Regions from separate parts of the Homo sapiens genome. Here region 2 is linked to region 1. A link is an interaction called in ENCODE POLR2A ChIA-PET data of the cell type or tissue named here. Cell type or tissue: MCF 10A. All regions are shown on one strand. Links, peaks and the distances in the headings refer to the core of each region. The heading gives the core; the rest is flanking DNA. Region 1 has its middle 26 kb from the start of SPOCD1. Region 2 has its middle 44 kb from the start of PTP4A2.

The links. ChIA-PET counts read pairs that join two places held together with the same protein. Peaks named below come from ENCODE experiments on the same cell type or tissue, not always from the same donor. Only the 100,000 strongest peaks of a DNase experiment are listed, where the experiment ranks them.
Region 2: POLR2A ChIA-PET joins it to region 1 with 6 read pairs; 11 of 35 experiments call an interaction of 5 or more read pairs at or near these places.

What each region holds. Positions count from the first base shown.
Region 1 is chr1:31,834,551-31,850,333 of GRCh38, forward strand. No RefSeq gene overlaps it. Among named protein-coding and RNA genes, the nearest start is that of SPOCD1, 26 kb to the left of the region's middle. RefSeq lists silencers at 183-252, 3,782-3,965 and an enhancer at 14,236-14,285. In MCF 10A, for the core only: no CTCF peak of the experiment used is centred there; a DNase peak (open chromatin) is centred at 9,151.
Region 2 is chr1:31,886,253-31,902,035 of GRCh38, forward strand. No RefSeq gene overlaps it. Among named protein-coding and RNA genes, the nearest start is that of PTP4A2, 44 kb to the right of the region's middle. RefSeq lists enhancers at 669-718, 2,943-2,992, 3,283-3,432. In MCF 10A, for the core only: no CTCF peak of the experiment used is centred there; no DNase peak of the experiment used is centred there.

The DNA of each region.
Region 1 (15,783 bases), core at 7,159-12,158:
GGGAGATTTCTGCAAGAGCTCAAGAGCCCTGGGCCAAGGCACTACATGCAAAGGCTCTCTTCCCTGCCACCTGCAACCTCTGCACCTAACAAGCGAGAAGAAATTCATGTTTTGCCCACGCTGAGCAGGATGATCACCTGAGGATACGAGTAACCCATATAGGACTGCTGTCACCAGGTGGGGGCGTTGATCTGACAGCATCCTATAAGAGTCCAGGCTCTCGATTCTCATTCTCTTGGGTTTCAGTCCCGGCTATAGCTTTGGGTGACTCTAGGCCACACTCTTAACCTCTCAAACTGTTAGTTCCTCAGTGTGTGCCCCTTGAATAACATGGGGGCACTGACCCCTGCATAGTCAAAAATCCACGTATGTGAATAACTTTTGACTCCCCCAAAACTTAACTACTAACAGCCTACTATGGACTGGAAGTCTTACCAATAACATGAACAGTTGATTAACACATATCTTGTATGTTTTATATATATTATATACTGTATTCATACCACAAAGTAAGCTAGAGAAAAGAAAATGTTATTAAGAAAATCATAAGGACAAGAAAATACATTTACTACTCCTTACGTGGAAACAGATCATGGATCATCATAAAGGTCTTCACAACCTTGTCGTCTTCATGCTGAGTAGGCTGAAGAGGAGGAAGAGGAGGGCTTGGTCCTGCTGTCTCAGGGGTGGCAGAGGCAGAAGAAAATCTGCATGAGAGTGGACCACACCATTCAAACGTGTGTTGTTCAAGGTTCAGCTCCATATGTATTTGTTTATTTGCGTGTTTATTAGTATTCTTGCATGTAGACAACAGAGTCCACTCTGGCTAGTTTCCGTAGAAGGAAAATTTATTTAGGGATGTTAGAGAAACAGGATCTGGATGCAGCTTTCAAGAGCCTCTCCAAGAAGCATATTGCAGAATCAGACTCATGGAGGACCTGCCACCACTGTCACTGACTCCAGGCCACACTGCTTTAACTGCCACCAGGCTGGCAGAAAAAGGATGCCCTGCACACAGCTATTCCCATGCATAGCTCATCACTCAGTTGGCGTCTCAGGTGGGCAAGGATGATTGGAGGAACCAAGGTCACATGCCTGCACCCTAGCTGCAAGGGAGGCTCACTTGGCTCTGAGGAGGAACTCAAGATATCAGGAATCCCACTCCAACGTCTTCCACTTGATTGCTTTCTTGGGTCCCTAGTAAGTAGTTCGAATGCAAAAGAAGTTGGAAATTTTAAGCTAAAAACAAGTTATGTTAAAGAAGAAAAAATCTGGAGAATTTAATTAGAAGTAGTTCTTCACCAATAGACAGCCAATCAACTGTAAGTTCAGGCAAGCTGTCCTGCTGCATCAGAAACGTTTAAAAACCTGTATTCCCAGCTACTGGGGAGGATCGTTTGAACCCAGGAATTCAAGGCTGCAGTGAGCTATGATCACGCCACTGCACTCCAGTCTGGGCAACAGAGCAAGACCTCTCTAAAAACGAAAAGAAAACACACACACACACACACACACACACACACACACACACACACACACAAAAGGAAATGCTGAAAGGATTGCTTTCTTTTCCACAATAAGTAAAAATCCTCCAGAAAACAAGAGGAAAGGAAAGGGAACCAATACTTGTGTGTTTATTGTGTGCTAAGCATTTTACATGTATTCTTTCTTTTAATTTTATTTATTCATTTTTTGAGACAGAGTCTCACAGACAGGAATTTTTTAAATTGTTGAGCAGCAGTGAAAGATAAATGGTCAGTACAGCTTCCTTCCTGTGTCCCTCAATTAGACTGTAAACTCCAGGTAGGCAGGTACCTTGAATATCTTGTTCATCACTGTATCTCCAGCACCTAACATGGAGCCTGTGATGAAGAAACAGATAAAGGAAACGTAAACAATAATAGAACCACCTCAACTTTGAGGCTTCTGGCCAGCTTACCATCTCTCAAGGGGCTACGTCTCCAAACCTTTGGAAGAGCTCTTCCTTATTCATGGAATGTCCGTTCCTCCACACCCCCTTGCCTGATGGTGAAGTTGTCTCTGTCTTTCTATTCTCAGCTTTGACTCACCTCCTCCTGGAGGGTTTCCTTGATGTACACCTCCATGCCTATCACCTCTGTTGGCATCACCACCACATCCTTGCCCTAACAGCTAGTTTTGTATGGTAGTTAAGAAGGCAAGCTCTGAAGTCCAACTGCCTGATTTCGAATACTGGCTTCAGCTCTTATTGGCTGTTGGTGCTTAGGTAAGTCGTGTGGCCATTCTGAGGATCATTCTCCTCGTCTGTAAAATGGGGCTAAAAATAGTAGCTAAATCACAGGATTGTTGTGGTTTTAAATGAGATAGTATATGCAAGTTCTTAGAATGGGGCCCGGTACAGAGAGAGAGGGAGCGTGCAAACAACCTCTGCTGCTGTTGCAATTCTTTACTCTTCTAGAACTTAGCAGGGCAATATTGTAATTGTTTTCCAGTTTGTATTCCCAACTTAACTGAGGCCTTCTGGAGTCAGGAACTGGAGTGTCCTTTACTCCCATACCTCTTCATGCACCTGCCATCCAGATCAGATGTTCACATAATATTTGTTGTATAAACTCAAAGAAATCACAAATGCAAAGATGGAAAGATAAAACGTTTAGGGTGTGTATAATAGAAAAATAACTAAAACTAAAATGTCACCTGGGAGTGGGGAAAATGGAAAATGGCTAATAGCTACGTGGTGTAAAGATTTTATACACATCAATAAAAAATATCTGAGTTGCTAAGACAGATGGGTACAAAGGTCATGAGCAGGCAATTTAAGTAACTAAATAGAAATAGTAAGTAAAATATGGAAGAATACTCAGTCTTCCACAAATGAGCTACAAATGATAGCAACAGTATCATAGAATGCAGAATTAAATATAGAACCATCCATAACTGAGAAATGTCCAATGGCAGAAGAATGGTTACATAAATAATGATATATTGGCTCAATGGCATGGTGTTCCACCATAAAATAATTATGAAAATGTTGAAACGAGTGTTTATGACATAGAAAGTTTGCAAGCAGATTGCAGAACTAAACTTAAAGCATCATCACCGTGTGCGAAATGTTCATCTGGACTTGATCGAAGCTTGGCAGAGAATATAAGAAAATGAACACAGTTGCCTTGATAAAAGAGAGAAACCTTACTGAGTGCCCCCATAGCCCTGACTCCATGCCCAGGGCTTATACACATACGATCTCACTGAATCCTCCAGTTCTCCCCAGCTCCCTGTGAGCTAAGAGTCATTCCCCTTTACAGGTAAGGCAGCTAAGGCAAAGAGAAGGGCAAGAAAACCTGCCTGAGGTGGTGCAGGCAGTAATTAGCAGAGAGGCGTGCCAACCCTGGTGTGTTGGACTCCATGTTCGGTGCTCTTTCCAACTCATCAGATGTGTAAGATGGATGTGATCCAATAGTTTTATTTCTCTTTAAACATTGCCTTTAGTGCTGTTTAAATGTCACTTGCGCAATTAAAACACAATTAAAAGAAAAACCAAAGCTGTCTCAGGAAGGCAGCTTAGTCTCTGTTCCTCCAGAGAGCTCCATGGACCAGAACCCCACCCTGCTCCTGGTCGACACTCATGGTTTTGCCCAAACAATCCCAGGACACAGCCCTGCTGAATTTTCTGTCCCTCTTCATTGGATTTAAAGCCCACAGGAGGCATCTGGCATTTCCTCCACCCCTCTCACCAAGACTCTCCTTTCATTTGAAGGTGCCCAGGAACTCTAGTTACCCGTGTCATGGGGACCCCAGTACTATTGTCAGTATTTCAGAAAGCCAAATAGAAATTGTGCTATCATCCTAACAAGGCCTTGTGGGCTGACAGAGTGCCCCTACTGTCCATCCTTGGATGAAAATGTGTGCTGACCCTGTGCGCCAGGAAAAAACGTACAGAATCCCAGGTTGCTGAGTTTAGGGGAGTCAGGGAGGTCTCCCTGGGGAGTGGACTTTTCCAGCTGAGATCTGGAGGGTGAGTAGGAGTCAGCCAGGCGAAGAACAGAAGAAAGAGGCTCACTCTGTTGTCCAGGCTGAAGTTCAGTGGCACAATCATAGCTCATCATAACCTTGAAGTCAAACCAAAAGTAACATAAAAGAGAACGCACTGATGCAACACGTAAGATAGAAATGAAGAAAGAAAAATTAAATGAGAAAAAAATTTTAAAGTTTAAATGATAAGAGAGAAAATGTGAGACCCTGTCTCTAAAAACAATAAAATAGGCCGAGCACAGTGGCTCACACTTGTAATCCCAGTACTTTGGGAGGCAGAGGCGGGCGGATCACCTGAGGTCGGGAGTTTAAGACCAGCCTGACCAACATGGAGAAACCTCGTCTCTACTAAAAATACAAAATTAGCCAGGAGTGGTGGCACATGCCTGTAATCCCAGCTACTCGGGAGGCTGAGGCAGGAGAATCGCTTGAACCCGGGAGGCGGAGATTGCGCCATTGCACTCCAGCTTGGGCAACAAGAGCGAAACTCCGTCTCAAAAAAAAAAAAAAAGCCCTGAGGCAGGAAAGATGGGGAGCTTTCAAGAAAATGAAATGAAAGACGCACTGTGGACCATGTGTGGAGGCTCACGCCTGTGCTGGCTCACTCCCAGCACTTTGGGAGGCTGAGGCGGGCAGACCGCTTGAGGTCAGGAGTTCAAGACCAGCCTGGCCAACATGGTGAAACCCCATTTCTACTAAAAATACAATGACCCCAAAAAACCATATACACATGTCAAAGTCACTGAAGAAGGAAACTCAAATAATGGTATCAAAACAATATTCTATAATATAATGATCCACATCAAAATATATTCTATTGGCCAGGCACAGTGGCTCATTCCTATAATCCCAGCACTTTGGGAGGCCGAAGTGGGTGGATCACCTGAGGTCAGAAGTTCAAGACCATCCTGGCCAACATGGAGGAACCCCATCTCCACTAAAAATACAAAAAATTAGCTGGGCGTGGTGGCACATGCCTGTAATCCCAGCTCCTCCGGAGGCTGAGGCACGAGAATTGCTTGAATCCAGGAAGCAAAGGTTGCAGTGAGCTGAGATTGCACCACTGCACTCTAGCCTGGGCAACAGAGCAAGACTCTGTCACACACACATGCACACACACACACACACATATATATGCTATTTAAAAAGTATTAGATTTTAAAGTTAAGAAAGATTCCTTTGAGAATCTAAACATAAAGGAACAAGTTACTTAAAAATCCCAGGCTGGCCTCTGGCTTCTTTACAGCAACATCCAGCATTAGCATACAATAGACAGATACCTACAAAGTCATCAAGGAGAGAAAGTGTGACTCAAGAATTTTATTTTCAGCCAAACTGTTGTTGAAGGAGAAAGGCAAAAGACAAAATTTTTGAACATGTGTGGGAAGTTTGGAGGCTGAGGCAGCTGCACAGTCTGGATTTGTTGGAAGAATAGGATTTTTTTCCTTATGGTGACCCAGAGTTTTACTTAGGGGTTCATTCACACATTTATCCAACAGATTTTTTTTTTTCTCTCTCTCTCTCTTTTGAAACAGGGTCTTGTTCTGTTGCCCAGGCTGGAATGCAATGACGTGATCACGGCTCACAGCAGCCTGGACCTTCTGGGCTCAAGCGATCCTCCCACCACATTCCCCCAACCCGAGTAGCTGGGACCACAGGTGTGTGCCACCATGCCGGGCTAATTTTTTTTTTTTTAATTTTTTGTAGAGATGGGGTCTCCCTAGTTTGCCCATGCTGGTCTTCAACTCCCCGCTCAAGTGATCTTCCTGCCTCAGCCTCCCAAAGTGTTGGGATTACAGGCATGAGCCACCATGCCTGGCTTAAACAGATTCTTAAAGACTAGAGAAGGTGTTGGGCCCTGTGTCCGGAACTGTCTTATACCAAATGCTAAGAAGGGTGAGGGGAAAGTGTCTTTGCAGAGATGAGTTGGCCTTTGAAGGTGAGTCAGAGTAACTGAGAGGAAGGGGATCCCAGGCAAAGAAAAGGGCATGAGCAGTCGGGCGCGGTGGCTCACGCCTGTAATCCTAGCACTTTGGGAGGCCAAGGCGGGTGGTTCACGAGGTCAGGAGATCGAGACCATCCTGGCCAACATGATGAAACCCTGTCTCTACTAAAATACAAAAAAATAGCTGGGGGTGGTGGCACGCGCCTGTAATTCCAGCTACTCAGGAGGCTGAGGCAAGGGAATTGCTTGAACCGGAGAGGCGGAGGTTGCGGTGAACCGAGATCGCACCACTGCACTCCAGCCTGGGCAACAGAGCAGCCTCCGTCTCAAAAAAAAAAAGCAAAATAAAAAAGAAAGAAAAAGGAAAGGGCGTGAGCAAAGGCAGTGGGCATGGAGGCACGGAGCAGATATTCTAAGGCAGAGGCCAAGCTGTCATCATGGATAGGACCTGAAATGTCCAGGTGTTTGGAATGGGAGAAATGGGTAAACCCGGAAGGCTCAGGGTTGGGAAAGAGGGAGAGAGCCTGGACACTGGTCTTTCAAGAGGCTCAAACTTGGCTGGACGCAGTAGCTCACGCCTGTAACCCCAGCAATTTGGAAGGCCGAGGCAGACAGATCACTTGAGACCAGGAGTTTGAGACCAGTCTGGCCAACATGGTGAAATCCTGTCTCTACCAAAAGTACAAAAATTAGCTGGGCTTAATGGCGCACGCCTGTAATCCAGCTACTCGGGAGGCTGAGTCAGAAAAATTGCTTGAACCTGGGAGGTGGAGGTTGTAGTGAGCTGAGATTTCGCCACTGAACTCACTCCTGCCTGGGCGACAGAGTGAGACTCAATCTAAAAAAAAAAAAAAGCACCAGCACCGCACATGTATACATATGCAACTAACCTGCACATTGTGCACATGTACCCTAAAACTTAAAGTATAATAATAATAAAATAAAATAAAATTTAAAAAAGGCTCAAACTTTATCCCACAGGCAATGTGGAGCCATAGAATGAGTGAAGCAGGAAAACTCAAGGAGACAAGGAGATATCTTGAAACCTTCGCAATGAGAAAAGGTTCGGAGATTTTGTGAGAATTCAGCCATTCCCACAATTGCTTATAACAGTCATACCTAACGGTGCACACTAGAATCATTTCCTGCAAAGTCAGGAACAAGGCAAACTTGCCTACTATTGCTACTTTTTGTTCAGCGTTGTATTGAAGCCTCCCACCAGCACAGAAAAAGAAAGACCTTAAGGATTACTGTGACCATCTACGTATTTTTCATTGCTGAGTCAAAGAAGGTGCTTGTATATTTCCCTCTTTCTTCATCTTTATGTTTTTCCTGGAGTTTTAAATTGTCTTTCTTTTGTTCTTACACTATCTGCCTTTATTACTGAGGGCAGAAACTTCCCAACAAATTGGAAAGGTGGATATTCCTATTTCCTTTCTACAGATAGAGGAGGCTCAGAGGAATTGGCAAAGTCCACAGGAAATACACAGTGGAGCTGGGATTCTTTTTTTTTTTTTTTTTTTTTTTTTGAGACGGAGTCTCGTTCTGTCGCCCAGGCGGGAGTGCTGTGGCGCGATCTCCGCTCGCTGCAAGCTCCGCCTTCCGGGTTCACGCCATTCTCCTGCCTCAGCCTCCCGAGTAGCTGGGACTACAGGCGCCCGCCACTGCGCCCGGCTAATTTTTTGTATTTTTAGTAGAGACGGGGTTTCACCGTGGTCTCGATCTCCTGACCTCGTGATCCGCCCGCCTCGGCCTCCCAAAGTGCTGGGATTACAGGCGTGAGCCACCGCGCCCGGCCGGAGCTGGGATTCTTAATCTGTTTCGTGGGATGACTCTATCAACCTCTGGGCTGGCCCCGTGCAAAGAGCTGGAGTATGCGTTGGCAGATACAGAGGTGCGGTAGGTATGTCTCAGTTATGCGAACTTCATAAAGTTCACAAAGAAGAGGACAGTTGCAGGAAATCCCAAAGGCCACCAAATGAAAGAAGGTCCTATGAAGCGATGCCTGGAGGCCCAGCCACACTGGCCAACGCTCAGCTCTCCAAAGGGCCGAGCCACCTCTGTGCAGCAGCAGGGCTTTTGGATCTTTATCCCCCTGCCTAGAATGTTCTTCTCTGCTCTTCCTTGGGTTGGCACTTGGGTAGCATTTCCTTGGGTTGCTCAAGGCTTTGTTACCAAGTCAGGGTCCCACCTTCCCTAGGCAGAATGCTTCATGGAGGCTCCCCAGGCCTTGTGCAAATGGGGGTCTATCGTATCAGGTCATCAGACTAGTCCATTCCTGTCGCAGCCTTGGGACTAGTGGACACCATCTCTGGCCCTTGCAGAAATACATGAAATGAAGCACTTGGAAAATTCCATGTTAATCAGCACCTGGAAGCAGAGGACTTCTTTCTGAGCATAAGTGAGAAGCCCTCAAGGGCTCCCAGAAATACCTGGCTCCTCTCTCTCTCTCTCTCTCTCTCTCTCTCTCTCTCTCTCAACCACCACATCTAATCATCTATTTACTCAATACATTGTGTGAGCACTTCCCCGGTGCCAGCCTGTGCTAAGCACTGAACACCAGGGCAGGCTGTTCCTGGCACAAGGGCACACAGCCCAGGGGCAAGTAGGGCTGAGATCCAGCCCGGGGACCGTTTGCCAAGCTGTGGGCCCAGAGAGCAGCATCTGCCCCAAAGGATTCCTTTTTCTAATTCCCTCAAAAGCACTGCATGCGCTGGCTGCAGCCCTGCACATTAATGAATTAAACCCACATGGTCCCTGCCCTTGTGGAGCTCCAGTCCAGTGCAAGACAGACACATAATTAAACAATTAAACATATAATTAGAATTCACCCTTATTTTGCTGGTGAGGAGACTGGGTTTCCTAGAAACTAAGTGACTTAAACAGTTAGTGACAGGGTCAGGGTTCAAACTCTCATCTCCTAGCTCCAAAGCCACAATCTGTTCTACAGCGTGATAGAGGCATTTGAGCTACATCAGTATTCATTCTGAGCATCAGCCCTGATCTCCAGCATTTCAGATTCTCCCTCTTTCTGACCCATTTGATTACAAGCTCTGGTTCCCCTCATCCTGAAGGTCCCTCCTCTTGACCTTGCCAGCTCCTTCAGCTCATCCCAGCCTCTCTCCTCCCTCTGGCTGCCAAACCTCTAACTTGGATCCACCTGCTTCCTATTGCCAAAGCTTGCAACAGTGAATGACTCTTGCAGCTGGTACTTCCTGTCCCAGGCGTCTTTTGGAGCCAGTCATGCATCCCAGAGGCTGGGCTGGGGATAGAACTGAGCAACAGTCCCTGGGCCATACTCAGAATTCCATTCCCAGTGGCAACACAAGCCATCACAAATCTAGGAATAAGCTGAAATGAATAAAATTATGAAACTTTACTGAAGGTCATAAAAGGCGATCTGAATCAACGGAGAGACTTGCCATGCTCCTGGGTGGAAAAATTCAGTACTATAAAGATGTCATTTCTCTTCGGAGTCATCTACAAATTTAATGTGATTCCAATCAAAATAGCAAAGACATTTTTTGGCCAGGCATGGTGGCTCACACCTGTAATCCCAATGCTTCTGGAGGCCAAGATGGGAGGACCGCTTGAGGCCAGGAATTTGAGACCAGCTTGGGCAGCATAGCAAGACCTTGTCTCTAAAAAAAAAAAAAAACAAAAATGTAATTAGCTGGGCATAGGCCAGGCATGGTGGCTCACGCCTGTAATCCCAGCACTTTGGGAGGCTGAGGCAGGCGGATCACCTGAGGTCAGAAGTTCAAGACCAGCCTGGATAACGTGGTGAAACCCCATTTCTACTAAAAATACAAAAAATTAGCTGGGTGTGGTGGCGCGTGCCTGTAATCCCAGCTACTCGGGAGGCTGAGGCAGAATCGCCTGAACCCGGGAGACAGAGGTTGCAGTGAGCCGAGATTGCACCATTGCACTCCAGCTTGGGCAACAAGAGTGAAGCGAAACTCCGTCTCAAAAAAAAAAAAAAAAAAAAAAAACGCTGGGCATGGTGGCAGGAGCCTGTAGTCTCAGCTTCTCAGGATGCTGAGGCAAGAGGCTCCCTTGAGCCCAGGAGTTCAAGGCTGCTGTGAGCCCTGATCACGCCACGTATTCCAGCCTGGGAGAGACAGAGCAATATCCTGTCTCTAAAAAAATTAAAAATAAAGACATTTTAAATGGAATTTGACAAGCTGATTCTCAGGTTAATCCGGAAAGAAAAAAATACAAAGAGAATACACAACAACAGAATATCCAAGAAAAAATTTTCAGTAGTTTTTATTGTGGTAAAATATATGTAACATAATATTTATCATTTAAACCATTTTTAAGTGTACAGTTCAATGGCATTCAGTACCTTCACACTGATGTATAACCACATCACCACCATCCATCTCCAGAACTTTCCATCTCATCTTCCCAACTGAAACTGTGTACCCATAAACACCAACTCCCCATTCTCCCTTCCCCACAAGAAAAAAATTTTAATGAATAAAAACAAGAAAACTGTCAAGCCAGAAATAAAGATACCTTATAAAACAAGATAAATTATATCTATCAATCATAAATGTAGCATTTCAAATCCATGAGGAAAAGATAGACTATTTAATAAATGGCATTAAGACAAATGGCTCTCCAATTTTAAAAATAGAAAATTTGAACTCTACCTCACACCAGACACACAAAGTCCCTTGAATTTAAAGAACTCAATGTAAAAAAAAAAAAACCCATAAAATCATTAGAAGAAAAGTAAGAAAGGTGGACAGATTTGACTACATAAAAACATTTAACTTCTGAATGACAGAAGACTCGATGAGCAAAGTTATAAGATGAATAACAGGCGGGGAAAACAAACCCACCATAGACATGCAGAAATGGAACAAAAACATATCTTGAAATAATAACAATTTTGCTTTTATTTTTCCCACTTCCTCACATCAATCAGAGATTTAAAATTACCTAGGAGAATTTGTGCTTTTATAGCAGGAATATAAAGAGAGAGAAACAGTCAGTGTTTGGATGTCATTGTTTTTTTAACTTTCTGGATAGTCTACTGAAGCCCACATCAGAAATCACACTTTTGAAAGGCAAAGTCTTTTGATTTGCAAGAGGCTGCTTTTGCTGAGAGAAGAAAATGCTCTTGAAAATCAAAAGGGAAGGCCTTGGAGGAAGCTGAAGGTAAAATTTATGCCTTAACGATGGATTGAGAGGGAATGAGAAGACCCAGGTCGTGTCTCCCCTAGGGAAGTAAATGGGGTCACTGAGCTGGGAAAGAGAAAGGCAGTAGGAGTGAGAGTGACCTTCGAAGAGGTCAGGGGGATCCGGGATGGGGAACTGGACCTGTGGGACCCAAGGAGAGGAGTGGAGTCAGTGCCCAGAGACAGCTAAGTCCACTCCGTCACCACTACTGGGGAGCTTCCTGGGGACTGGGCCATCACCAGCAGACCTTCTGTGAGCATTCAGCTGGATACCACAGGCCACCTTGGCTGAAGAGCCACATTAGTCATTGTATTAATCCATTCTTTCATTGCTATAAAGAACTACCCGAGACTGGGTAATTTATAAAGAAAAGAGGCTTAATAGACTCATGGCTCTGAAGGCTGTACAGGAAGCATGGCTGGGGAGGCCTCAGGAAACTTAAAATCATGGCAGAAGGTGAAGGGAAAGCAAGCACATCTTACATGGTCAGAAAAGGAGGAAGAGAGTGAAGGGGAGGTGCTACACACTTTTAAACAACCAGATCTCATGAGAACTCACTATCACGAGAACAGCAAGGGGGATGTCCACCCCATGATCCAATCACCTTCCACCAGACCCCTCCTCCAATATTGGGGGTTACAATTCAACATGAGATTTAGGGGGGACACAAATCCAAACCATATCAGCCATTCAGCTCTGCACTGTCTGACGAGGGCCTTCATTGACAGCTGTCTGGAGTGCTCAGCAGGCGTGATACCTACTCATGTCCTGATACTTTGCTGAGGACCCCCATCCACACTTATCCCTAGTAATGCCTTCCCTTTTCACATGGCTCAGGACATTCACCAGCCTCCCAAACCAAGGGTGGGATCTTTGATACCCACAGAGGAGGCAGTAATATGGAGTGAAGACTGCCTGCAAGCTGTCCTTGGGTAGAACTAGATAATGGTATAATCTACCCTGGTTAAAGTGATCCACAATATATAAAGAGCTCCTATAAATCAACAAAAAGGAGGCCAACAACCTAATAATTAAATTGGCAAAAGATATGGAAAAGAGAATTCACAGAAGAAATACAGATGTCTAATAAGTATATGAAAAGATGTTCAGTGACTGTTCTAATTAGAAAAATGCAAGTTAAAACAACAATAAGATATATTTTGCTTAGCAAACTGGCAAAAATTTAAAAGGCAGATAAGGGAAAAAAGCACCTTCCTTTGCCATTGGTGGAATTATCCATGGGTGAAGGCTTAGTAAAGGGCAATTTTGTAATTCTATTGAAATTTTAAATGTGTACAGTTTTAAACCCAACAATTCCACTTCAACCAAAATGTCCAACCAGGGGATGGCTGAGAAAGTCATGAGCAAAGGGGCCTGTCTGACATGTGTGTGTAGAATGGTTTTGCAACATCATTGTTATGAAAAACTGGATTGGGAGTAAAGTTGGGGATGTTGCCATTTAGGTGGTGATCATGATAGGCTGGACTGAGAACACGATCCTTGAGTGACCCATAAAAGAGGTGAGAAGTGACCCATGCATACTTTTGGGAGAAGACATTCCAGGAAAAGGGAATAGCCAGTGTAAGGCCCTTGGGGGAGGTGGAAGCCCATGCCTAGCATGTTTGGGAAAGTGACGCCACTGTAGCTGGAGCAGAGTGGCAGGGAGGAGGGAGGGGGACTGGGAGGAGGGCACGCCAGGGAGATCCCCAGAGGGGAGGTGGAACCAGTAGGCACATCACTCAGGGCCTTTCAGGCCATCATAAAGGCGCTTTGGTTTTGCTTAGAAACTGGAAGCCACTGAAGGGATTTATTATTTAGATTAAAAAAGCAGAATGTAAAATCAAAGTATAGGATGCTATATTGAAAAAGTCATTTTAAAAGGTTGAAAGGGAATCATCAAAATTGACCACAGCTGCCGAGTTAGGGTGAAGGGATTATGAATTTTTTCCTCTATCCAACTTAATGTTTCTGTGTTGCACGTTTGTGATTAAAATATGTTTCTAAGAGTTTTTAAAGTTGTGGTGGGTTTTGTTTTGTTTTGTTTTGTCTTGAAAAACTGACTCTCGATAGGAAGGCAGAAAACTATTATGAGGGGCCGGGCACAGTGGCTCACGCCTGTAATCCCAGCACTTTGGGAGGCCGAGGCAGGCAGATCACTTGAGGTCACGAGTTCAAGACCAGCCTGGCCAACCTGGCAAAACCCCGTCTCTACCAAAAATACAAAACTTAGCCGGGCATGGTGGTGTGCGCCTGTAATCCCAGCTACTTGGGAGGCTGAGACAGGAGAATTGCTTAAACCTGGGAGGCGGAGGTTGCAGTGAGCCAAGATTCCACCACTGCACTCCGGCCTGGGTGACAGAGCGAGACTCCATCAAAAAAGAAAAGAAAAAGAAAACTATTGTGAAGGAGGAGGAGGTGTGCAAAAAGCAATGGAGTTAGAGGCAGGTGGAGGGTGGGGCCAGGACCGAGACAGAAGTGGGGCCAGGGGTAGGGAAACTGGTACAGAGGTCGGGGGGAGGGAGAGAGGGGGACACTGAGGCAGACAGAGAGATGGGAAAAGTGAGACCAAGAGAAGCAGAGGTGAGAAATAGGGAGAGACAGAGACCAGGACAAGGGCAGGGGCCCGTGGAGGAGGCCACCTCCATGGTACTCCCTTCAGGACCTCAACACCCCATCAACCTCTCGAGACCCCTGTAAGATCCACGGGCCCAGGTGCCTGATCTAGGCAGCCCAGCAATGGCCCATCCTCCAGCCCCACTCCAGCATCTCAGGGTCTGGGAACTCAGGAGCCATCGGTGCTGCTTGGATGACCTTAAGCAGGGAAGTGGCATGACCAAGCTCAAGTGTCACAGAGCCCCTGTCTGCGAGGAGGAAATGGGTTGGGTCCAGGAAAACCACTCTGAGAAATATCGGGTACTTCTAAGAGCAAGGCAGGGCTACAAAGCGCTTTCATATCACCTGCGCGCACACACATGTGTGCACACACGCACACCCACACGTCTTGGGGGGGGGGGCACACATTCGTTACAGCCCACACAGAGAAATTCCAGTATGTGGTAAGGGCCAGAGCTCTTACATCTGCTGGAGGCAGCCAGCAAGGCCAGAAGTGCACCTGCAGCAGGAACTCATCTGCTGAGACACTGTACAGACCCTGGTGGGGCGCTCCTCACACCTGCTTGGCCCAGTTGACTCAGGGCATCCAGGGGGGACAGTTGCATGCACCCTGCTTGAACCCCATTTCAAATGCGCCCTGCAGCTTCCCTCAGCTTTTCTGCCTCCGGGCTTTCTCCTTAGCTGCAGAAGGCCACTCAACCCTCCAGCAGACACAGCTTGGAAGTCCAGGAAGCTGATGTCCCTGCGGCAGCCCTCAGCAATGAGGGACTGGAATCATGGATAAATGCGTCAGCTTTCCTACCTTCTGTGGAACAATTCTGAGGGTATTCCTCATGGTTTCTCTGAGGGGCCCCAGCAGGATATGCCCAGTTGCCTACAGTGGGAACCAGCTCAGAGAACACCCTCGTTGAAGGAATCATTGGTCCTGTGGAGCCCCACGGCCTGGGTGTGTCTACTTGCCTCTTTGCGGTATCATTTACTTGCTTCTCCATCCCCTATATTTCCTGTAGATAGAAGTCCGGCCTCAGGTTCAACTCTTCTGGCAAGGCACCAGAGCAGGCACTGTTGGTGTCCCACCATGTCCCATGGGCCAGTGCTGGAGGCCACCTGCAGACCTTCTGAGTCTTGCAACCTGAGGGCATTTTCTGCTCCTGAGAAGAGCCAGGGAGTTAACAACCCCGAGCAGCCTTTGACTAGCGTTGGGTGGAGATTGGTGGCTAAATAGCCCAGCTTCCTCGCCTCTCTAGGGAAGGTTTCCGACATGTTCTGTATAGCCTTTCAGAGGGTCCCCAGAGGAATGGAGCTCCAGTTCCCGGAGTAAAGACCCACTCATTAATTCACTTTTTATTGGCTTTCTGCCTTTCCCTGCCTCACTTCCCTATTCTCTTAAAGACGGATGCTTTCTGGGATCATCTTCCAAATAAATCACTTGCACCCCGATCCTTTTCCTAGATACAGTCTGCTTTTTTGGGAAATCCAAACTAAGGCAGCCCGTTCTTAGTTTGTACTGCACGTGACACAACTGTAAGGGTTGTGTACTGCACGTGACTTCACTTCAGGAGATACAAGAGCAGTGCTAGGGTGGGCCCATGGGCTCAGGTGTGACAATCTGATCCCTCCATTATGAAATTCTCCATCAGCCTTTCACATTAATAATTTCATCCATAGGGGATTATTGCCTGAATCCATCATTTTATTAGGAGTTGTAAAAAAGATGGTTTTCTAATTCTATCAATCCTTTCACATTTATTAGCTGGAATTTTTTAATAAAGAACTTTCCCTCATAAACTAGGGCTTTAAATTGAGATTCGGTAGTAGAAAAATGACAGGATGAGGGCCTAATTCTTTCTTTCCATTGCTAATTCTCAGGACAAGGAATTGCACCCTGGTTATCTCCAGTGGTATTTAATGATACCTGTTTGATTTAGGGCTTTCTCTCTATCGATATGAAAAAATGAGTGTTTACATAGTATGTTTCAATCCATTTCAGTCATCATTCTTTCTGATGATAAGTAGTCCCATCT
Region 2 (15,783 bases), core at 10,546-15,545, 55 kb after region 1:
CCTCTCCTACCTCTAAAATCCTTTTATTCTGGCTGTGTTCCTAAACACTCTTCTCATTCAAGTTAACCTGGAAGCAAGAGAACTTTCCTGAAGAGGCACCGTGTTATATCAAATTAGCGAGGCCATTTTGCTTTGTTTATTTATTTTATTTATTTTTTTGAGACAGTGTCTCACTCTGTCACCCAGGCTGGAGTACACTGGCGCGATCTCAGCTCACTACAACCTCTGCCTCCGGGGTTCAAGCGATTCTCTTCCTCAGCCTCCTGAGTAGCTGGGATTACAGGCATGCGCCACCACTCCCGGCTAATTTTGTACTCTTAGTAGAGACAGGGTTTCTCCATGTTGGTCAGGCTGGTCTCGAACTCCCGACCTTAGGTGACCCGCCCGCCTCGGCCTCCCAAAGTGCTGGGATTACAGGCGTGAGCCACCACGCCTGGCTGCTTTGTTTTTTAACCACGATACTCAAGTCTAGCAAAGATGCAATACAGGTTCTTAAACATTCCTGGAGGGAAGGCAACGAATGATCCCTTCTCAACATAAATTCAGCAACACGCCCCAAGAATTTATAAAATTCTCACATTCTTTGACTCTGGCTTCACTTCAGAACATCTTTCTTAAGGAAATATTTGTTATTGTGGTAGAATATACACAACATAAAATTTACCATTTTAACCATTTTAAAGTCTGTGATTCGGTGGCATTCAGTACATTCACAATAGTGTACAACCATTACCACTATCTAGTTCCAAAACATTTCATCACCCAAAAAGGAAACCCCATGTCCATTAAACAGCCACTCCCCATCCCGCCTCCCTCGGACTCTGGCAACCACTCATCTGCTTTCTGTCTCTATGAATTTGCCTATTCTAGATACTTCATATAAATGGAATCACACAATATGTGACCTTCTCTGTCTGCTTCTTTCACTTCAGCAAAATGTTTTCAAGGTTCACCCACATGGTAGCATGCATCAATACTTCATTCTTTTTTGTTTTTATTTCTTTTATTGACATAAAATTCACATAACATAAAATTAAATATTTTAAAGTGTACAAATCCATGACGTTTAGTACCTTCACAGTGCCCTGCAACTACCACCCTATTTCCAAAACATTTTCATAAGCCCAAAATAAAACCCCATATACATTAAGCAATTAATCCCCATTTTCCCCTCCCCTCATCCCCTAGCAACCACCAATCTACTTTTGTTCCCCTATAAAGTTAACTCTTCTGGATATTACTCATATAAACAGAATCACACGTTATGTGACTCTGTCCGGCTTCTTTCATTTAACATTAGGGTTTTGAGGCTCATCCACGTTCTGACATATATCAGGACTTCAGGACTGCACATCTTTTTATGGCTGAGTAATATTTCTTTTTTTTTTTTTTTTTTAGATGGAGCCTTGCTCTGTCACCCAGGTTGGAGGGCGGTGGCACAATCTTGGCTCACTGCAACCTCTGTCTCCCAGGTTCAAGTGATTCATTCTCCTGCCTCAGCCTCCCGAGTAGCTGGGATTACAGGCACCCGCCACCGTGCCTGGCCAATTTTTGTATTTTTAGTAGAGACGGGGTTTCACCATGTTAGCCAGACTGGTCTCAAACTCCTGACCTCAAGTGATCCACCCACCTCGGCCTCCCAAAGTGTTGGGATTATAGGCGTGAGCCACCGCGCCCAGTCTGGCTGAGTAATATTTCATTGTATAGAGATACCACATTTTCTTTGTCCATCCATGGGTGGTCATTTCCACTTTTGGATTATTGTGAATAATGTTGCTATGAACATTTGTGTACAGTTTTTATTTGAACACTTGTTTTCTTTTTGTTTTTCTTTTTTTTTTTTTTTTTTTTGAGACGGAGTTTTGCTCTTGTTGGCCAGGCTGGAGTGCAATGGTGTGATCTCGGTTCACCGCAACCTCCGCCTCCCGGGTTCAAGCGATTCTCTTGCCTCAGCCTCCTGAGTAGCTGGGATTATAGGCATGTGCCACCACACCCAGCTAATTTTGTATTGTTAGTAGAGATGGAGTTTCTCCATGTTGGTCAGGCTGGTCTCGAACTCCTGACCTCGGTGATCCTCCCGCATCAGCCTCCCAAAATGCTGGGATTACAGGCGTGAGCCATCAATTGAACACTTGTTTTCAATTCTTCTGAGTACATACCTAGAAGTGGAACTGCTGGGTCAGACAGTATTCTATGAATTCTATGTTTAGCTTATTGAGGTCCTGCCAAATTGTTTTCACGGCAGCTGCACCATTTTACATTCCCACCAGCAATGTTCCAATTTCTCCTTCTCCACATCCTCGCCAACACTTGTTACTTTTCTTATTATAACCATCCTAGTGGGTATGAAGTGGTATCTCATTGTAGTTTTATTCGCATTAATCTAGTGATTAATGACATTGAGCATCTTTTCATGTGCTTTTGGCCATTTATATATATTATTTGGAGAAATGTCTACTCAAGTCTTTGCCCATTTTTAAATTGGGTTGTTTGTCTTTTTGTTGTTGAGTTGTGCCTAAGGAAGTAATTTTAAATTTTAAAAAATATAGCCGGCGTGGTGGCTCACGCCTGTATTCCTAGCACTTTGAGAGGCCGAGATGGGTGGATTACCTGAGGTCAGGAGTTCAAGACCAGCCTGGCCAACATGGTGAAATCCCGTCTCTACTAAAAATACAAAAATTTGCCAGGTGTGGTGGCAGGCGCCTGTAATCCCAGCTACTACACAGGAGGCTGAGGCAGGAGAATCGCTTGAACCTGGGAGGCAGAGGTCGCAGTGAGCTGAGATTGCGCCATTACACTCCAGCCTGGGCAACAAAGCAAAACTCCATCTCAAAAAAAAAAAAAAAAGAAGAAGAAGAAGAATATGATCAGGGAACTACAAACAGTTTTCTGGGCTGTGGTATAAGGTTCAGTGCAGACAAGCAGGAAGGAGCTAGAACTAGAAGGATTTTTCATGCTAAACCTTTACCTGAAGGCCCAGGGAGCTTCAGAAGGAGGTGCCATGATCAACCTATGTGTTGGAAAGATCACTCTGACACCCCATGGAGGATGCACTATGGTGGGGCCAGACTAGGGTCTACTCAGGAGGCTGTTGTGAGACAAAAGGAACTAAGACAGTCGCGGTGGGCGGGGACAGGAAGTAAGACATTAACAACTGCCGCACATTAGACTGTGAGCCACACAAGGTCAGAAAGCAGATATGATTCCTGTATCAGAGTTCCTGCCTGTTACGCATTGAACGCTGTCTTAGTCCATTTGGGCTGCTATAACAGGGTGGCTTATAAACAACAGAATTTGTTACTCATAGTTCTGGAGGCTTGGATGTCTAAGATCAAGGCCCTGACAGCCTCAGTGTCTGGTGAGGGCCCACTTCCTGGTTCACAGATAGTGCCTTCTTACTATGTCCTCACATAGTAGAAGGGCCAGGCTAGCTCTCTGGGGTCTCTTTATAAGGGCACTAATCCCAATCATGAGTGTTCTGCCTTCCCAAAGACCCCACCTCCTAATACCATCACCTTAGGAGTTAGGATTTCAACATATGAATTTGAGGGGAACACAAACATTCTGACTATAGCAGAGTATGTCCCTCCAAAAGAGCTATGTTGAAGTCCTAACCCCCAGTACCTCAGAATGTGACCTTATTTGGAAATAGAGTCATTGTAGATGTAATTAGTTAAGAAGAGATCACACTAGAGTAGGGTGGACACTTAATTCACTATAACTGTTGTCCTTATAAGAAGACAGTCATCAAGAGTTTGAGATCAGCCTGGCCAACATGGTGAAACCCCGTCTCTACTAAAAATACAAAAATTAGATGGGTGTGGTGGCACACACCTGTAATCCCAGCTATGTGGGAGGCTGAGGCAAGAGAATCACTTGAACCCAGGAGACAGAAGTTGCAGTGAGCCAAGATCGCACCACTGCACTCCAGCCTGGATGACAGAGTGAGACTCTGTCAAAAAAAAAAAAAACCTTGAAACACAGAGTGGGCAAGCAAATTTCCCAAGGTTTCCAAAGCTAGTTAAATGGCAGAGCCAGGATCTGATGCCTGGCAGGCTGACTTCAGGCTCCAGTGCTCTTACCCAATATACTATGCAGCTGTTCTATTAAATATTTGCCGGAAAGTTCAACAGATGGATAAATGAATGACTGGATCAATCTGGATTTGGTACCAGAGTAAAAAGTGAAGATGGGTGGGGTGTGGTGGCTCATGCCTGCAATCCCAGCACTTTGGGAGGCTAAGGTGGGAGGATTACTTGAGGCCAGGAGTTCAAGACCATCCTGGGCAACATGGCAAGGCCCCATCTCTATAAAAAATAAAACAATTAGCTGGGCGTGATGCCCTGAATCTGTAGTCCCAGCTACTCGGGAGGCTGAGGTGGGCGGATCATTTGAGTCTGGAGAGATCGAGGCTGCATTGAACCAGGATCAGGACACTGCATGGGTTCGATGGCTCACGCCTGTAATCCCAACACTTTGGGAGGCCGAGATGGGTGGATTGCTTGAGTCCAGGAGTTCAAGACCAGCCTGGGCAACATGGAGAAACCCGATCTCTACAAAAATACAAAAATTAGCCGGGTGCTGGTGGTGTGTGCCTGTAGTCCCAGGTACTCGGGAGGCTGAGGTGGGAGGATCACTTGAGCCCAGAGGCAGAGGCTGCAGTAAGCTGAGACCTGTGCCACTGCACTCCAGCCTAGGCAACAGAGTGAGACCCCTCCTCAAAAAAAAAAAAAAATAAGTGAGGATGACTCCCAGGTGTCTGGCTCAGATGACTTAGTAGGTAAGGTATCTCCATTTAATGAGACAGGAAAAAGAGAGGCGACATCAGATTTGTGAGGTGGAGGTTGGAGTCTGGGGAAACAACAAATATGTTCTTGAAATGCTGAGTTTGAATTACCAAGAAGACAAACAAGTGATGTCCAATAGACTGCTGGACACATGGGTCTGGAACTCCAGAGAGGCGCATGGGTTAGAATTATAGACTTGGGAGCCATCAGTATACTTAATGTCAGGGTTTGAATGAGATCACCAAAGCACAGTGTATAGAAAGAGAAAGCAGATGACCCAAGACAGAGCCCTGAGGACACTGGAATTCACAGGGCAAGGGAAAGAAAAGAATCCTTTACTTCCTAGCAAAGGGTCTGTCGTGGAAACGACAAGTCAGGTTGTGGTGGCTTGAGGAATGAATAGAAAATGAATCACAGGGTAAATGTATGTGTTACAGGTGAGAAAGTGACAGATGGATTGATGGGCTGTGGCAGAGAATCAGTATGGAAATGACTGACTAGACACGGTGGTTTGTTGGTTGGAGCCAGCTTGCATCAAATGAGAGCTGATTACTAAATTTCAGAAATGTTGCAAGCTGGTTGTTAGATACAGCTTTTTTTTTTTGAGATGGAGTTTCACTGTTGTTGCCCAGGCTGGAGTGCAATGGCGCGATCTCGGCTCACTGCAATCTCTGTCTCCCAGGTTCAAGCGATTCTCCTGCCTCAGCCTCCTGAGTAGCTGGGATTATAGGCATGCGCCACTATGCCCAGCTAATTTTGTATTTTTAGTAGAAATGGGGTTTCTCCATGTTGGTCAGGCTGGTCTCGAACTCCCAACCTCAGGTGATCTGCCTGCCTTGGCCTCCCAAAGTGTTAAGAATATAGGCGTGAGCCACTGTGCCCAGCCAATACAGTCATTATTAAAAAATTAGTTGAAGAGACTTACAATCAAATATAAATTAAATTAATAACAAAGGTCATAAATTCTTAAAACTCATCACTTCCTAATTATTTTACTAGGCTTTATTATCCATGCTCTTATACTTACTGTATCTATATGGTGGAAATGCCATAATGATGTGCCACTGCACCTCGTTTCCCAGCTCTGTGTTCAGTGATGTCAATTGGTAGCTTGAAACTAACCATGGAAATTACCACATGCTATAAGTCAGAACTTGATTTATTTATTGTTTTATTGATTGTTTAGACTTATGAAAGTAAAGGAGAAAATGTTAGTAATGCGGCTTTTACTTAAAAGTGTATCATGTCTGTAGCCATCACATTGTAAACAGAATTTTTAAAAACTGAAGAAATAGTCTTCCAGTATTCAAAAGCAATTATCTGGCCAGGCGCTGTGGCTCATTCCTATAATCCCAGCACTTTGGGAGACCAAGGCTGAAGAGTCATTTGAGACTGGAAGTTCAAGATCAGCTTAGGCAACATAGAGATGCTCTGTCTCTACAAATAAATTGGCCAGGCATTTGACACACGACTGTAGTCCTAGCTACTCAGAAGGCTGAGATGGGAGGATCCCTTAAGCTCAGGAGTTCGAGGGTACATTGAGCTATAATGGTGCCACTGTACTCCAGCCTGTGCAACAGAGCAAGACCCTGTCTGTAGATGAATGAATTAATAAAATAAAACTATTATCCAATTCCTCAAAGAAGTCACTCATATCACTAATGAATGAGTGAAGTTTTGACATATGTCTTCATTGTTTAACTTTCAAGTCCTTTACATAAAGGCAAATATCAACCAACATTTATGTTGGGTTTGTCAATTGTAACCACAGGTTGCCCAGGACATAAAAGTTTGGCAAAAATCAACAAAAGCAATCTGTGAAAATCAATTGTCTATATGGAATTTATAATACAATTTAATTATGTGTTACATATCCATTATGTCACTAAAATGTGTAGTAAACTAATGTGTATGTATGTATATATGTACACATATACACATATAGCTATGTATGAACACATATACACATATATCTATGTATGTACACATATACACATATAGCTATGTATATACACACACACAAATGTTTTTCCCCCCAGACATTATTCAACCTCCTCATGACGTAAGAGGCAGAACAGTCCCACTGCCATGGGAATAGGTCATTGGAGTTAAAGTAGTAAAGGCCTTCAGCACTGAGAGGGCTGGAAGAGGCACTGAATTCATGCAGGATAAAAGAATGACTAAAGGATGTGGGTCTGTTAGGCCCAAGAAACTCCATGCATTGAGTGATGAGAGAACTCCATGCATTGAGAGAACAGTAGCAATGAGGATGAGTAGTTGTAACAGCCTGACGATAACTATCTCAAGCTGGTACTACCCAAGAACAATGGTCTGGATGTGGCTGCAGGGGGCTGACTCCTTGGTTCTCACTGGCCTGTGGTATATGGAGAATGAGTAGTCCCCATTTATTAGGTTACAGAGAAATAAGTGTCCTCAGGAGACAACCTGGTTTCAGTTCATAATAATAGCTTCCATTTATTGAATGCACGGGGACTGTGGTACAGCAGTGTGATCAGAGCTTCTGAGTTAGACATTTCAGGTTAGAATTCAGGCTCAGCCACTTACTATACATGTGAGACTGGGCAGGCTACTTACCTTCTCTGAGCTTTCATGTCCTAGTGTGTAAAATGGAGAAAACGTCATTTACCATGCAAAAGATAGTACACTTAAAAAGTAAGCATACAAGGGCCGGGCACGGTGGCTCACGCCTGTAATCCCAGCACTTTGGGAGGCCAAGGCAGGCGGATCACAAGGTCAGGAGATCGAGACCACCCTGGCTGGCACGGTGAAACCCCGTCTCTACTAAAAATACAAAAAAATTAGCCAGGCGTGGTGGTGGGCGCCTGTAGTCCCAGCTATTCGGGAGGCTGAGGCAGGAGAATGGTGTGAACCCAGGAGGCAGAGCTTTCAGTGAGCAGAGATTGCGCCACTGCACTCCAGCCTGGGTGACAGAGCGAGACTCCCTCTCAAAAAAAAAAAAAAAAAAAGTAAGCATACAAGATAAAATAAAAGGCATCCAAATAGGAAAATTTCTAATTCCAAATAGGAAATTTCCTTTCTTTGCTGACAATATGATTTTATACCTAGAAAACCCTAAAGACTCCACCAAAAGGCTCCTGGAACTGACAACTTTAGTAAAGTTTCAGGATGCAAAATCAATGTACAAAAATCAGTAGCATTTCTATATACCAACAATGTTCAAGCTGAGAGTCAAATCAGGAACCCAATCCCAGTTACAATAGCCATGAAAAAATTGAAATGCCTAGGAAAACAGCTAACCAAAAAGGTGAAAGATCTCTAGAAAGAGAACTACGAAACATTACTGAAAGAACTCAGGGACAACACAAATAAATGGAAAAATATTACATGCTCATGGATTGGAAGAATCAGTATCTTTAAAATGGCCATACTGCCCAAAGCAATTTACATATTTAACACTATTCCTATCAAACTACCAATGTCATTTTTCACAGAATCAGAAAAAACTATTCTAAAATTCACATACAACCAAAAAAGAGCCCAAATAGCCAAAACAATCCCAAGCAAAAAAAAAAAAAAAAGCCAGAGACATCACACTATCTGACTTCAAACTATACTATAAGGCTAGAGTAAATAAAACAGTATGGTACTGGTACAAAAACAGATGCATAGACCAGTGGAACAGAATAGAGAACCCAGAAATAAAGCCATACACCTACAACCATCTGATCTTCGACAGAGTAGACAAAAACAAGCAATGGAGAATGGGCTCCCTATTCAATAAATGGTGCTTGGATCACTGGCTAGCCATATACAGAAGAATGAAACTGAAACCCCATCTTTCACCATATACAAAAATCGACTCAAGATAGATTAAAGATTTAAATGTAAGACCTCAAACTATAAAATCCTAGAAGAAAACCCAGGAAATATCCTTCTCAACATCAGCCTTGGCAAAGAATTTTTGGCTAAGTCCTCACAAGCAATTGCAACAAAAACAAAAATTGGCAAGTGGAACCTAATTAAACTAAGGAGGTTCTGCCCAGCAAAAGAAACTTACAACAGACAACTTACAAAATGGGAGAAAATATTCGCAAACTATGCATCCAACAAATATCCAGAATCTGTAAGGAACTTAACAAGCAAAAAACAAATAACCCCACTAAAAAAATGGGCAAAGGGGCCAGGCACAATGGCTCACACCTGTAATTTCATTACTTTGGGAGGCCAAAGTGGGAGGATTGCTTGAGACCAGGAGTTCGAGACTAGCCTGGGCAACAGGGCAAGGCTCTGTCTCTACAAAACTTTTAAAAATTAGCGGGGCATGGTGGTGTGCACCTGTGGTCCCAACTACTTGAGAGGCTGAGGCAGGAGGATCACTTGAGCCCAGGAGGTCAAGGCTGCAATGAGCCATGTTCATGCTACTGCACTCAAGCCTGGGTGAAAGAGTGAGACCCTGTCTCAAAAAAAAAAAAAATAAATAAAGAGGGGGGCAAAGGACATGAATAGGTACTTCTCAAAAGAAGACATACAAGTGGCCAACAAACATGAAAAATTGCTCATCACCACTAATCATCAGAGAAATGCAAATCAAAACCACAATGAGATACCATCTCACACCAGTCAGAATGGCTATTATTAAAAAGTCAAATAATAACAGATGCTGGTGAGGCTGCAGAGAAAAGGGAATGCTTATACACTATTGGTGAGAATCTAAATTAGTTCAGTCACTGTGAAAAGCAGTTTGGAGATTTCTCAAATAACTTAAAACAGAGCTGTCATTCAACCCAGCAATCCCATTTCTGGGTATATAGCCAAAAGAAAATAAATTATTCTACCAAAAAGACACATGCACTCACATGTTCATCACAGCACTGTTCACAATAGCAAAGACATGGAATCAACCTAGGTGCCCATCAACAGTGGATTGGATAAAGAAAGATAGTACATAGAAACCATGGAATACTATGCAGCCATAAAAAAGAACAAAATCATGACCTTTGCAGCAACATAGAAACAGCTGGAGGCCAATATCCTAAGCAAATGAATGCAGGAAAAGGAAACCAAATACCACATGTTCTCGCTTATAAGTGGGAGCTAAATACTGAGTACTCATGAACATAAAGATGAGAACAGGCTGGGCACAGTGGTTCACGCCTGTAATCCCAGCACTTTGGGAGACCCAGGCAGGCGGAGCACCTGAGGTCAGGAGTTCGAGACCAGCCTGGCCAACATGGTGAAAATCCATGTCTACTAAAAATACAAAAAATTAGCTGAGCATGGTGGTGCACGCCTGTAGTCCCAACTACTTGGGAGGCTGAGACACAAGAATCACTTGAACCAGGAGGGCAGAGGTTGCAGTGAGCCGATATTGTGCCATCACACTCCAGCCTGGATGACAAAGTGAGATTCTGTCTCAACAAAATATTTTTTTTAATAATAACAAAGACGAGAACAATAGGGTGGGTGCAGTGACTGACACCTGTAATCCCAGCACTTTGGGAGGCCTAGGCGGGCAGATCACAAGGTCAGGACTTTGAGACCAGCCTGGCCAACATGGTGAAACCCTGTCTCTACTAAAAATACAAAAATTAGCTGGGTGTAGTGGCGGGCACCTGTAGTCCCAGCTACTTGGGATGCTGAGGCATGAGAATCACTTGAACCCAGGAGGCGAAGGTTGCAGTGAGCCAATATCTTGCCACTGCACTCCAGCCTGGGTGACAGAGCGAGACTCCATCTCAAAAAGAAAAAACAAAACAGTGCTGTCTCCAAACATGAAATAATTAAAAAGTCTCCTGTAGTACAAACACACATAACACCTGGGCAAATTATTGCAAAAGGTAGAAAAAATACAAGTTTAGCTCATCCTTCATCACCGATAAAAAAAATTGGTAAGTTCAAAGGCCATCTCCTCTTCTCTATTTTCTGTCTCATCCCATGATTTTTAGATTTCAAGAGGACTTGTAGTAATGAATATAGGTGCTAAAAATTAATCTAAACATGATTCAAATCTTTATGTATTCATGAAAATTTTACCTGTTATCAATCTTAGGGTTCCAGGTATTAATGGCAATTCTAAATGAAAGTCAAATATAATCATTTGCATAAAAGTATTAAGGATGATTAATTAGTATTTTCATGCAGCTGTGATCTATTCTGTGCTTTTAGAGCTGAAAATTTTTTACCAAAAACATTTACCTATGCTAATCTACAGGAAATTGCAGAACATTCTCTAGTTTTCTGTGTACTCAGCCACATTTATAGCATTTTCATAACTGGGATCATATTTCATATTTTCTGACTTTAAAAGGCATCAAAATTCTACACCCTTGAAAATTAGGTTGATTTCCACACCATTCCTTGAATATTTATGTGTTCAGTTCCAAAAGGATGATAGTGATTAAATGTACTCGTGTTAACAAATTCCCATTTTTGTGTTTTGCATGATTTGGAGAATATGTATATTCCAGTTTCAAGGGGCCTAAACTTGAGGTGCCCTTAAAACTCAGTCACAAGGCTTAGGTAGAAAAGTGTTTTCAGAGAAATGATTTATCTATGCTGAATAAAAGCTGTAGCACTGGCAGCTCAGATCCAGTTGCGATTGCTAAAGCATGTCCAGGCTGGTTATCTAATGCCTCTGCAGGAATTTAGGCCACACATTAATGCACTGAAGATAAAATCAATTTGAAAATTTATTAAATCAAATGCCAATCCTGGCATAATACTCTATGTGCAGGAGAACCAGCCAACAATAATAGGAAGCCAATTATAGACTATAAACCACTCTGCTCAAACATCCTGGTTTGTTACTGACAGGGCCCCATTACACACAGTTTGCGTAAGTTAAATCCACTGATGAGACAGAACTGCTATACACACACACGCATGGGTGCGTGTCCCCGCTGCACCTAACATAAAGATGCAACTCAATTAACAGGAATGCTTATCGAGTGCAAAACCTCACAGCAACATCCTGAACATGAGATCCCCAAGAAATACCTTCTCATTCCTCCACAGCAGTGCAACTGAGCAGTGAAGCACTGGTTTTAAAATCAGCTCCAGATTCTTTTTTCTTTTTTTTCTTTTTCTTTTTTTTTGAGATGGAGTTTCACTCTGTGGTCCAGGCTGGAGTGCAGTGTGGTAGTCTCAGCTCATTGCAACCTCCGCTCCCAGGTTCAAGTGATTCTCCTGACTCAGCCCCCAGAGTAGCTGGGATTACAGGTGCCTGCCACCATGCCCAGATAATTTTTTGTATTTTTAGTACAGACAGGGTTTCATCATTTTGGCCAGGCTGGTCTCGAACTCCTGACCTCAGGTGATCCACCTGCCTCGGCCTCCCAAAGTGCTGAGATTATAGGCGTGAGCCACCACGCCCGGCCCAGGCCCAGATTCTAATACTGCCCCTGCCACCAACTTGCTATTACTTCACCTCCTGATTTTCTCATTTATAAAATGGGATTAGCAATGATGAAGCCTATGTAGTAGCCTATGAAGATTAAATTAGATCATGCACATGAAATTCTGAGCACAGTAGTACTCAACAGATGATGGCCAGTATTATCATTTTATTTCTCTATCTTCCTGACTGCCAGACCCCAAAACAGCAAAGGAAACAGAAGTAACATGGCTAATATCACACTTCTGTTAACCTGTTTGGGGTGGTTAGCAGGGTTGCAAGTAGTGAAGAGGATTCTATTTACTTTCATGTGCAAGTGTGATCTGTGGAGAAAATAAGAGGTAGGGGCGGTTTTACAAATCTTTCCCATGGCCAGATATCCCTGTAAATTAATCCTTTGAAATTAGCATGTAGGCCAGGTGCGATGGCTCACTCCTGTAATCTCAGCACTTTGGGAGGCCGAGGCAGGCAGATCACGAGGTCAGGAGATCGAGACCACCCTGGCTAACATGGTGAAACCCCGTCTCTACTGAAAATACAAAAACTTAGCCGGGTGTGGTGGCGGGCGCCTGTAGTCTCAGCTACTCGGGAGGCTGAGGCAGGAGAATGGCGTGAACCCGGGAGGCAGAGCTTGCAGTGAGCTGAGATCGTGCCACTGCATCCAGCCTGAGCAACAGAGCGAGACTCCGTCTCAAAAAAAGAAAAAAGAAACAAAGAAAGAAATTAGCATGTAGATATGCTGGATACCTTTTCATGTAGATCTGGGATCTGGTGGCTAAAAGGAAAGAATCTTCTACCCCATCCATCCGCTGCTCCCTTAGTTAAGGCCCCAACACTTCTGTCCTGAACTGCTGCAACTATCATCCACCCACCATCCATAAATGTCTCTCAGCTTCTAGTCTCTCCAATTCATTCTCATTCCTTCAGCTGATATTTGTTGCATGCATAGTACAAATCAGGAACTGGGTTTACATAACAGGTACGGTCTCTGATTTAAGGAGCTCCTTGAATAACTTTCTGAGAATAGATCTGACCACGTAGCTGCTGTGCTTACCAACCTTCATGGCTCCCCACCGCCCAAAGCGGATTCACAACTAGAGACTGATTCAGAATGATCTGGGTGGTACCTGGACGTGGACATTTTTAATAAACCACATAGTTGAATCTGATGTCTTCTCCAGATTGAGAAATGATCAATAAAGTTTCAAATTTCTTTCTTTCTGCCACCTCTGCCTCCTGGGCTCAGGCAATCCTCCCACCTCAGCCTCCCAAGTAGTTGGGACTACAGGTATGCACCACCATGCCTGGCTAATTTTTGTATTTTCTGTAGAGATGGGGTTTCACCATGTTAGCCAGGCTGGTCTCAAACTCCTGAGCTCAAGCAATCACTATCTGAAAATAGATTACTAATTTGTGTACCTGTTTATTCTCTGTCTTCTCCAGTAGAATGTAAGCCCTACCAGGGCAGAGCGTGTTTCTTGTTTCCCACTATATCCTCAGTGCCTAGAATAGTGTATAGGATGTAGCATAAATCACCACTCTACCTATAGGAGCTTCAGTCACAGCATTTAACATGCTATTTGTATAATCCCTTCTAGTCAAGGCTCTCTTGGTTATTAAGAAACTGACTCAAGCTATTTTAAACAAGGGGCGAGGGAAGGGACAGAAACCATCGAAAGGACTTCAGGGGACGACGTGCAGCTGGGCTTTATGAAAAAGAACTCTGAATTCAGGGGCATTGCTCCCCTAATCCCAGGCCACAGTCTCTTCTCTCTGCTCCCCTGGGCTGCTTCTCCGTCCTCCTTCCTCTGTCCTATGTCTACTCGTCTCACATATGACCCAACATACACATGGCCCTACTGGCCCCTCACATCCAAGAGTCTACCTCAGTTGAAATTGAGAATCTGGGCTGGGCACGGTGGCTCACGCCTGTAATCTCAGTACTCTAGGAGGCTGAGGCAGGTGGATCACTTGAGGTCAGGAGTTCGAGACCAGCCTGGCTAACATGGTGAAACTTCATCTCTACTAAAAATACAAAAATTAGCCAGGCCTCGTGGCATACACCTGTAGTCCCAGCTACTTGGGAGGCTGAGGCAGGAGAATCGCTTGAACCCGGGAGGCAGAGGTTGCAGTGAGCAGAGATCACACCACTGCACTCCCACCTGGGCAGCAGAGCAACACTACATCTCAAAAAAAAAAAAAAACGAGAATCTGCTGGCCAATGTCAGCAGTTGAGTCAACTGTCTATCCCTGATCCAATCATCTATGGCCTCGGGGGTAGACGGGGAGGTACAAGGAAGGGGTGTCTAGTACCTCTTCTACTCTGATGACAACCAAACCTGCCTAGCACAAATCCAAACCCTCCAGAGAGACCAAATCTTGCCCCTTCTCCCAAAAATACCATGCTCTTTCATACTTCCACTGCCTTGTATTATTTCCTCAACCTGAAATGTACTGTCCCCACATCAACCTTTTTTTGTAAGTGTACAACTTAGCAGCATTTAATGCAGTCACACTGTTATGCAACCATCACCACTGTCTAATCCCAGAACACTTTTATCACCACAGAAAGAAACCCTGTCCCCGCCCTAGCCCATGTAACCGTAATGTCTTCATTTCCCTTGTATATATGTAGAATTGAAAATTGTACATATTGGAATTGCTGGGTCATATGGCAAGTGTTTAACTTTTTGAGAAACTGCCAAACTGTTTTTCAAAAGTGACTGCACCATCGCTTTATATTATTACCAGCAATGTATAAAGGTTCCAACTTCTTCATACCCTTCCCAAGACTTGTTATGGTCCATCTTTTTTATGATAGCCATTCTGATGGATGGAACATGCTATCTCATTGTGTATCAACCTTTTCTATCTCATCCTTCAAAATCCAGCTCAAACATGCCCACTGCAGCATCTCCTGATGTGCTCCAGGGCAGTTTTAGTTACCCCCTAGTATCACAGTACCATAATTCGTCTATGTCTCTATCCATACCCATTCATTCAGTATCCACTGAGCACCTGCTGCATGCCAAGCACTATTTGAGGTGCTGAAGATACGGTGAACGAAACACAAAACAAAAAACAGCTATGCCTTTGTTGAGCTTATATTTTGGTGGGGGAAACAAATAATTAAAAGGTCGAGGCCGGGTGCAGTGGCTCACACCTGTCTGCAATCCCAGCACTTTGGGAGGCCGAGGCAGGCGTATCACCTGAGGTTGGGAGTTTGAGACCGGCCTGATCAACATGGAGAAACCCTGTCTCTACTAAAAATACAAAATTAGCTGGACGTGGTGGCACATGCCTGTAATCCCAGCTACTTGGGAGGCTGAGGCATGAGAATTGCTTGAACCCAGGAGGCGGAGTTTGCAGTAAGCCAAGATGGCACCATCACACTCCAGCCTGGGCAACAAGAGTGAAACTTTAAAAAAAAAAAAAAAAAAAAAAAAAAGAAGCTTGTGAGATGGTGGTAAGTATTACAGAGGACACTAAAGCTTAGTGGGACAAATAGGGTGGCCATGGAAAGCTTCACTCAAGCTAACATTTGAGCAAGAATTAAAGTTAAGTTTCCACTATGACACATCAGTGAGAGATGAGAGGGAGGTATTGGATATGGGTCTAGAA